Linked DNA regions of Homo sapiens: region 2 is linked to region 1. The links are chromatin contacts, found by Hi-C or POLR2A ChIA-PET in ENCODE. All regions are on one chromosome and are shown on one strand. Each heading gives the region's core, a stretch centred on a gene start or an enhancer-like site at or near the end of the contact. The rest is flanking DNA. Distances are from core to core; before and after follow the strand shown. Region 1 has its middle 34 kb from the start of LINC00242. Region 2 overlaps LOC107986674 (a long non-coding RNA gene).

Region 1 (4,235 bases), core at 389-2,888:
CCTTGGCCAGGATCACCTCTCTCTATAATAGAGAAATTGTTTCAGGTGCCTTCGATGGCATCCTCAGCCCAGAGCATTAAGTCCTGGTGGCATCACAGGCCTTGGCCACCCACCTAGGTCACAGCTCCCTTGACTGATCCTTCTCCACCCCCTAGGCACCTGGACTCAGGCCCCCAGAGGGCCACTCACCATCACCTGGCTATGCCTGGCATTTTCCACATCCCTGCTCCAGTGTCTGGGTGTCTGGGCAGACTTCCTGGTTCACAGATGGAGCCTTCTGGCTGTGCCCCCACGGGGCGGAAGGAACAAGGCAGCTCCCTGGGGCCTCTTTTGTAGGGGCACTAATCCCACCATGAGGCTCCACCCTCCGAACCTCATCACCTCCCAAAGGCCCCACCTCCTAACACTGTCACCTTGTGGGTGAGGTTTCAGCCTAGGAATTTGGGACGCTTGCGCATTCTGCCTGGAGCATTAACCACGTATCTTCCCTGTGTTTGCCAAGGATGTGTCCGGAGACTTTAGTCAGTCCTAAAATTCTCCCTCCCGCTAGTGAGTGACCTGAGCAGTGCATCCTGCAGCAGCCCAGCCCTCAGGTGTTCATCCTCCAGCAGCGCAGCCCTGCCCACCCTCGGGAGGAGGAGGGGCCCGGCGCTGACACCTGCGGCCTTCTCAGTGCCACAGCCGGGCTCTGCATCCCTGCAATGCTCCACAGCTGCAAGGCTGCTCACTCACTTTGCACAGTGGCTCCCAAACCCCATTTGCAATTTTCCCTCCGAGACCCTCACAGCAGCTGGGGCCTCCTCTTCAGGCCATGTGTCCCTTCTTCAAGAGTCAAAATGAGAACAAGTCCGTCTCTTCCTTTTCTTCCTCCAAGCTTGGGGAGGCAGCAGCTTCCTCTCTGGCCCCCAGTTAAGGACCTTCTACCTACGGATTCCCTACATCAAGTCCCTCATGGGAATTATCTGTTCTGGTAGCTTCCGTGGCTTCTTTCTCTTCCCAGACCCTGACAGATGACCACGCGTGGCTTGCTGAAGCCATAGCTGTATGAGGACACTGGCAGAAACGGCTGCTGTTCTTCTTGCTTCCCAAAGGGCAGAGATACCTCGAGTCACAGAAGGATGAGGAAGCGTCTTCTCACACCCCTGACTTCATCTGCTGGGAGCTGGTGGCTGAGGGCGGCTGGTTTGCTCTAACCCTTCAACACCGATGAGTGGAAAGGGCCAAGGAAGCAACCCCCGCAAACTGCCTGGTTGCCAAGAGGTCTCCCAGGTAGGGGACAGACTCGGGTCCTGCCGGCAGCTGCGCAGGGAGGGTCTCCATGACGCAATATCTCCACACCACGGCAGGGGGCGCTGTTCACGTGCGCGAGAACGCTCCTTAGTGACCAGAGCCTTTGCTCCAGGGACAGGAGCTGCCTCAGAGCACAATTTGCTGCTTTGAAAAGGGATTTAGAACAGGAATTCCCTCAGACTTGGTAACAGTAGATGCCGTGTGAGCGGAAGAGCATCTTCAGGGAAAACGTGTGAGAAATGGGGGAGAGGAAACCTGACTCCAAATAAACCAAGAACACGGCAGAAATTAAGGAGCTCGCAAAAGCTGTGAGAGGGCAGCGAGTTGCCAGTTCATATAAATGAAGAGATCAGCAGAGTCCACCGCCGACTGGTTGCGAAGAAGTCTAAAAACAGACCCAAGGATTCGGAAATTCGGGGCCGTCGTAGAGCCACTCATTTCAGTAGAACAGTAAGTGCAGAAACCAGATTTATACACACAGGTATATACATGGATACACACATCTATACACACACTAGTTTTCTATTTGTGTTTTAAAATTTAACTTTTTATTTTGATGTTTAAAGAGTACATACAAATGTAGAAAGGACTGTGTAATGAACTCCCATGTACCAAGTACCACCTGATTAATAATTAAGTGGCTTATGACTAATAATTATTGACTCACGACTCAACTTGTTTAATCAGTTTCTGCCTGTCCCCACTCTCTATCTCTCTTTCTCTTTGGATTGGAGTATTTTCTGGCCATCCCAAAAGATATAATTTTATGTAACTACTGTGTCTCTAATGGATAAGGGCTTTTTAAGAGCAGCAGAGGGAGAGAATTGGGACAGAACCCAGAGCCACAGGGAGAGCTGTGTCCTTGAGCAGCACAGATCCGAGGCAGCGCCTCTGGTTGCCCAGCTAGTTTAGAAGCATGATCAAACATGTGACATGAGAAGCAATATTTACCCTTCTAAAATGTGGCTTCAAGGATAGATTGGTTTAAGCCAAGCCTCCTTTACTTTTCCAAATAAGAACAGACACACACTGATAGGAAATGAAACAGGAAATGGCCCCCCTGGCTAATGTGTGGGTAGGGTGAGATGATTCCTTTAACTTGCTCAGCATGAGTGCCTTCTCAGGATGTGACAGGAGTTCATGTCGGGATTTAAGAACATGGACTTCTTGGATCTGTTGGTTGTATGTTCTTGGGAAAGTTACTTATGCCTCAATTTCACCTGCAAATTGGGGTTAATAATGTTTAAGGTCACAAGGTTGTTCCAAGGATAACACGAGAGGGTGCATGTAAAGAGGTGGGTGTAGCACCTGCCGTGTAAGAACTGCTCAGCCTACATTAGCTGTAATGACGATTGGTGAAGACACCCGCTTGTTAACTGTTGTGTTCTGTGAGCCCCCCAGAAGCACCTTGTCCGTAATTATCACACAGAAGGCCTTTTCCTCCACTTTCACCGTACACAGAAATAATATGTAAGGCCCAGACTTAAAATGTAGGCTGTCATTTTTTTCCTACTCGAAAATAATAGAGAGAAACATTTCTTTTTTTCTTTTTATTTCTAGTGCACCTATATATGTGTAAGAATGGTTTATTACTCTCGATCTTCTAAGTTAATTTTGGGGGAAAATAGTAACTCCTTCAAGACTCTAGAGTTTCCTTTAGCCAATTAGACATTGTGATGACTCATCTGAGAGAGTATGAGTAGGCTGCTTATGAAATTTATTCTGCCACCCAAAGATGATAAACTTAAAGAAGTCCCTCACCCAGACACAGCATAATAAAACAGCTGAAAACCAAACACGAAGAAATCTTAAAGTCAGCCAGAGGAATCAGCACGTGACGCACAGGGAGCAAAAATCCAAAGGAGCGTGGATTCACCTTCAGGAGGAGCCCTGGAGTCCTCAAAGTGGCACAGCAGGCCCAGAGCATGGAGGAAAAGAGCTACGCACCTTGAACCTTATATCCAGCAAAAGTGTCTTTCAGCAATGAATGTGAAATACAGACAGTCTCAGATGAAGACAAACTAAGAATTTATTTCCAATTTACCTGTGATAAAAGAAGCGCCACAGAAACTTCAAGCAGAGAGAAACAGTAAGGATAATCTGGAACTTCAGGAATGAAGGGAAAGTGACAGAAATGATAAATGTCTGGGTGAATAAAATAGGCCTTTTTCTCGGTGTGTATGAGGAATGAAGGCAGCATCCATAACACTGGTCTTTTCAGCTAACGCAGAGGTCCACACAGAGGGGAGGGCACGGGGCCAGCGGAGGGCATGGAGGCCGCTGTGGAAGTGGCTTCTGTAGTCCACATGAAACAGCAAAATGTTATCCTCAGTAGACTGTGAAAAGTTAATTGTGTAAATTGTAATTCGTACGTGAACCACACACCCACACAGCTGTGCAAAGAGATATAAACCAGACCCCAATAGACCCTTAACATGGAATATTAAAACTATTCTAAGAATCCAAATGGAGATATAAAAGGGGAAATTGATTAAAAAAATGTAAGACACAATCAGAAAACAAATCATGAAATGACATACTTAAATCCAAACACCCCAGTAACTAAATTAAATATAAGTAGCTTAAGCATATCAATCAAAAACCAGATGATCAGATTGGATATTTTAAAAAGACCAAACTGTGCTGTCTCCAGGAAGCCTACTTTAAATATAATGATGTAGGGGGATGAAAAGATGCACCACATAAACATTAATGATAATAAAAAAGCTTCGGTGGCTGCAGAGACGAGATAGACATCAGAGCCAGGAAGATTGTGGTTGATGAGGAAGGGCACTGCATGATGGTGAGAGGTCAGGTCCACAAGCAGACGTTGCCGTCCTGAGTATGCACGTGACAGAAGAACTTCAAAATATACGAAACATAAACTGGTGGGACCGAGAGGAGAAATGATGGATTAATAACTGTAGTTGGTAGTTGGAGTCTTC
Region 2 (4,546 bases), core at 1,141-3,640, 120 kb after region 1:
ACCATCCATCACCCCTAGTGACCTGCTAGAGGAGTTATTACTTCCTATTTCCAACTTTATGCTCTGCTGGCCTAGAGGTCTTCCTTCCATAGGGAGAAATGCTACCACCAGGAGATACAACAATAATTCAACTGAACTGGAAGTTAAGATGCTATCTGACCACTTTGGGCTTCTCATGCCTCAGAGTCATGCTAAGAAGGGAGTCAAAGTGTTGGCTGTCTGACCTGATACCAAGAAGAAATTGGCCTACTCCTTCACAAGGGAGAAATAGGAGATCCTCTAGGGCATCTCTTGGTGTTACCATGCCTGTGATTCTGGTCAATGGGAAATGACCACAACCCAATCCAGGCAGGCTATGAATGTCCCAGGCCTTTCAGGTATGAAGGTTTGGGTCACCCTGCCAGGTACAGCACGGCAACCAGCTGAGGTCTTGCTGCAGGCAAACAGAACACAGCAGGTGGTAGAAGGTCATTAGGAGCACCAGCTACACCCACGGGACCAGTTACAGAATCAAAGGCTGCCACTGCCATGAGTGTTTTCTCCCTGTGTTGCTACGAATATGTTTGCATGTAAATATACATATATTAGGCAAATTTTTCTTCTTTTCTATCTTACTCCTTTATCATATGAGATGTATTGAGTTTGCATCAGTATTTAAGTATTGTTAATTTTACACCATAGTGTTTAAGTTACAGGAGAGGAGTAAATGTCACTCAAGGACTTCACTTCCTCCTCTGGGGAAGGAATTAGTGTGTTTTTATTGTACGAATTGTATCATGCTAGGTGGAACTATGACCTTGTCATTATCTTTTTAAGAGATTAAATATGGTTTAAGGAGATGCATGTGGGTGCCAAGTTGACAAGGGGTGGACTTGTGATGGTTGATTATAAGTGTCAACCTGACTGGATCAAGAGATGCCCAGGTAGCTGGGAGGCCATTGATCATCCTCAGTACTCCAGGAGGCACTGAGCCCATCCCTCTTCTGCCAAAAGAGAAACCTAGGAAGATTGGCATTTGATTAGAATGATTGATCTGTCCAAGGTATGTCTGTGAGGGTGTTTCTGGGGGAGACTGAGGTGTGAGTTGTTGGACTGAGTGGGGAAGGTCCACCTGCATTGATCTGCCCTCAATGATCTGGGCTAAAGGCCTGGATGGAACAAAGGTAGAGGAAGACTGAATTCTTGTTTTCTCTTGGGGAGCTGGGACCCCTTCTTCTCTTGCCCTGGATGTCAGAACCCCTGGTTCTCTGACCTTTGGACTCTGGGACTTAACACAGTGACCCCCTGGGCTCTTGAGCCTTTGGTGTCAGATTGAGAGTTACACCATCAGCTTTCTTGATTCTGAAGACTTCAGACTTGGACTGAACCACTCTACCAGCTTCCCTGGTTCTCCAGCTTGCAGATGACCTGTCATGGGACTTCTCAGCCTCCAAAATTGCATGAGCTAATTCCGCTAAAAAATCCCCTTCTTATCTTTCTCTCTGTACATGCATCCTATTGGCTCTGTGTCTAAGAAGAGCACATACTAAAACAAAGAATGTCATAGGGAACTATTCAAAATAGCCCAAAATGGAAACTACCCAAATGCCCATCAACTGATGAAAGGACATAAGGTGGGACACACACACACACAAACACAAACACACCCAACATACACAAAAATACAAAAACACAAACACACACACACAAACACATACACACAAACATACAAACACAAACATACAAACATACATACACACACACAAACAAAAAACAAAAAAAACACATAAAAATACAAAGACACAAACACATAAAACACACAAAAATACAAAAACACAAATGCACACACAAACACACGCAATGGAATATTATTCAGCCATTACAAAGAAATGATGTGTGAATCTATGAATTATTTAAAAAAGGAAAAGAAAGAATGAATTACAAACACATGCTACATGCATGAACCTGAAAAAATTAAGTGAAAGAGCCACAAAAGACCAATGTTGCATTGTTCTGTTTATGTGAAATGTACAGAAAGTGAAAACCTGTAGAAATAAAAGTGGATTAGGGTTGCCAGGGGAGGAGAGAAGAGGAAGCAGGAAGTAACTGCTAATAACAGCTTGATTTCTTTTCGTATGTTAAAAACACAGAATTGTATGCATTTAAAGTATATCTCAATAAATCTGTTAAGAAAAACCTCGTTGAATGGCATTTGTTAAATTCAAAACCATTTATAGACGAGAATTGCCGCTGCTGTGCTTTCAGGAGTACAAGTGTTCCACCAAATGTTAATACGCGTTTTGCAAGAAAAGAGCTCCATGCGAGTAAGTTTGGGAAGTGCTGGGTTAAAAACGACAAGCAAGTTTCTTTAGTGCAATCACGGAAGAGTGTTCACTGTGCTAACGTGAACTGCAGCCTCCAGGGTGAGGGAGGGAGGGGCCGGCAGTAGTCTTGCTCCACATACACGATTTGGGTAGAGTTTTGCAGAAAGACGCAAATTCACAGGGAACTTGGGTGAAGGGGGGGTGGCTGTGTGTTTGGCTTTCACTTGGACAAGCCTCCTTTTCCCTCCCACAGAGCTGGCTGCTGCTGCCAAGGCCCCAAGGAGGCTTTCAGGTGAGGGGGCGTGGAGGGGAGGGCCACCTCAGCCCTCAGGATTGGGTGGGCTGGGGCTGAGGACACAAGAGCAGAGTTTTGGGTGGCAAGTGTTGATGCAGGATGGAAACAAATTTGGCTGTCCTGAGGGTCCGGACCTCACTCAGCAGCGGACCAGGGTCTCTGAAGCCCCACCAGCATCACCCAGAGCTAATGGCAACCTCCTCAAGGCACCCATACCCAGCCAGCAACCAACAGGGCTGCTGACCTCCGGCCTCAGCCGACCCTACCAGCCAGGCCTTGCTGAGCCACGCCCACTTCACCTGTGTTCAGTTGCTTCCGGCAGGAGGGGACGCTGGGGTCCGCTTTTGCAGGTCATGCCACCGAATTCAAATGTGGTATCCGTTTTGTGTTTTCAGTCGTCCCTGCATTTTCTTCGTCTGAAATCAGGACGCTAAGTAGCTACAGCTGCATGTGCCGCCTTTGAGAAAATCTCATCCTGAACTCGAGAACACAGACTCAACAGGCAGACGGCCGGGAAGCTACAAGGCAGCGCCTCACAACACTCTCTTCTTTTTCATTCTACTAAAAGTTGCTCTCAAATCCTACTGGACAGAAAGTCCTAAAGCATTCCAAATGTTGCTCCATTTCCAAAAGTGCCGGCGCTGCCTCCTTGGGATCAGAGGCCTTCTGCGCTTGAGCCTGGCACCTGCCCTGGGCCCCAGTGGACGGGTCCTTCCTCTTGGACCACTGGCCCCATGCATTGTCCATCCTCAACACCTTCCCTGTGGTGCCCAGAGGCAGCGTCCAGGAGCACACCCAGGTGCCCAGCGGGACCCCGGAGCTCCCTTTGAACAGGCACCTTCTGGGGCTGGGGTCCCCATGTCTGGGGGGGAATAGGGGGCTGGGGCCCGTGTCTAGGGAGTTATGGGACCTTGCATCTGAGGGGGTGTGGTGGGGGGCTGGGGCCTGCATCTGAGGGCGTGTGGTGGGGGGCTGGGGCCTGCATCTGAGGGGGTTCTGGTGGGGGGCTGGGGCCTGCATCTGAGGGGGTGTGGTGGGGGGCTGGGCCCTGCATCTGAGGGGGTGTGGTGGGGGGCTGGGCCCTGCATCTGAGGGGGTGTGGTGGGGGGCTGGGGCCTGCATCTGAGAGGGTTCTGGTGGGGGACTGGGCCCTGCATCTGAGGGGGTGTGGTGGGTGGCTGGGCCCTGCATTTGAGGGGGTGTGGTGGGGGGCTGCAGCCCTGCATCTGAGGGGGTGTGGTGGGGGGCTGGGCCCTGTATCTGAGAGGGTTGTGGTGGGGGGCTAGACCCTGCATCTGAGAGGGTTATGGTTGGGGGCTGGGGTCTGCATCTGAGGGCCATGGGACCTGGGTTTGTGGCTGCTGGTTCGCCTCTGGGCTCTGCTGCTTCTCACAGTAGTCGCTGAGCCATCGCGGGTCCTGATGTCTCACGGGAGAAGCAGGCCTGGGCAGGTGGCACCTTTGGGAGAAAGCGAAGGGCAGCCTGGGCTGGAGGCTGCACCCAGGCACTGTGGTCAGTGGCTGGGGAATGAGACACGGCCCTCCTGGGCCCCGTGTCCCTTGTGGTGGGGTCTGAGTGCCTACTTCTCTCACCATGGCCCTCGGGGTCCCGTGCCTCTGCGGCCTGAGCCTGCGGTGGGTCCTGGCGCAGCACCTGGACACGGGCCTCCCTGCCTGAGGCCTCCTTCCTTCCTTTTCACCCCCCTGAGCCTCCTTGCCCTTGGCTGGCTGAGCCGGCACATCCCCGTGGCGCCTCTGCACCTCCCCCAAGATCATTCTGCCAGCACGGTCCTCACTGCACCCTCCGGTCCTCCCTGCACCCTACGGCCCTCCCCTGAGATTATTTCGCCAGCCCGATCCTGCACCCTCCCGGCTGCCACTGCCCCTCCCCAGGGAGGCCGCCACAGATGCAATGGCCGGCTCAGGTTGGCTCCTCAGTGGTTGAAAGT

The links. A loop is a pair of places that touch in the nucleus more often than their neighbours do. ChIA-PET counts read pairs that join two places held with the same protein, here RNA polymerase II (POLR2A). Pooled maps may share reads with other maps.
Region 2: a loop to region 1 is called in a map of naive thymus-derived CD4-positive, alpha-beta T cell, with 3 times the contacts of the local background. The contact joins two enhancer-like sites. A Hi-C loop is called at or near these places in 10 of 168 maps with a recorded cell type or tissue (CD14-positive monocyte, dorsolateral prefrontal cortex, endothelial cell of umbilical vein and 5 more), 2 of 37 single-sample maps with no recorded cell type and 18 of 50 pooled maps. POLR2A ChIA-PET finds 5 or more read pairs at or near these places in 1 of 52 experiments (OCI-LY7).

What each region holds. Positions count from the first base shown.
Region 1 is chr6:169,830,478-169,834,712 of GRCh38, forward strand. No RefSeq gene overlaps it. Among named protein-coding and RNA genes, the nearest start is that of LINC00242, 34 kb to the left of the region's middle. Within about 2 kb of position 1,639, at least 3 of the 41 ENCODE cell types and tissues checked have a DNase peak (open chromatin) inside an H3K27ac peak, as active enhancers do.
Region 2 is chr6:169,953,466-169,958,011 of GRCh38, forward strand. It overlaps LOC107986674 (a long non-coding RNA gene), which reads left to right. Exons shown (of 5, transcript XR_001744483.2): 5 at 1-1,807. Among named protein-coding and RNA genes, the nearest start is that of LINC00242, 160 kb to the left of the region's middle. Within about 2 kb of position 2,391, at least 2 of the 41 ENCODE cell types and tissues checked have a DNase peak (open chromatin) inside an H3K27ac peak, as active enhancers do.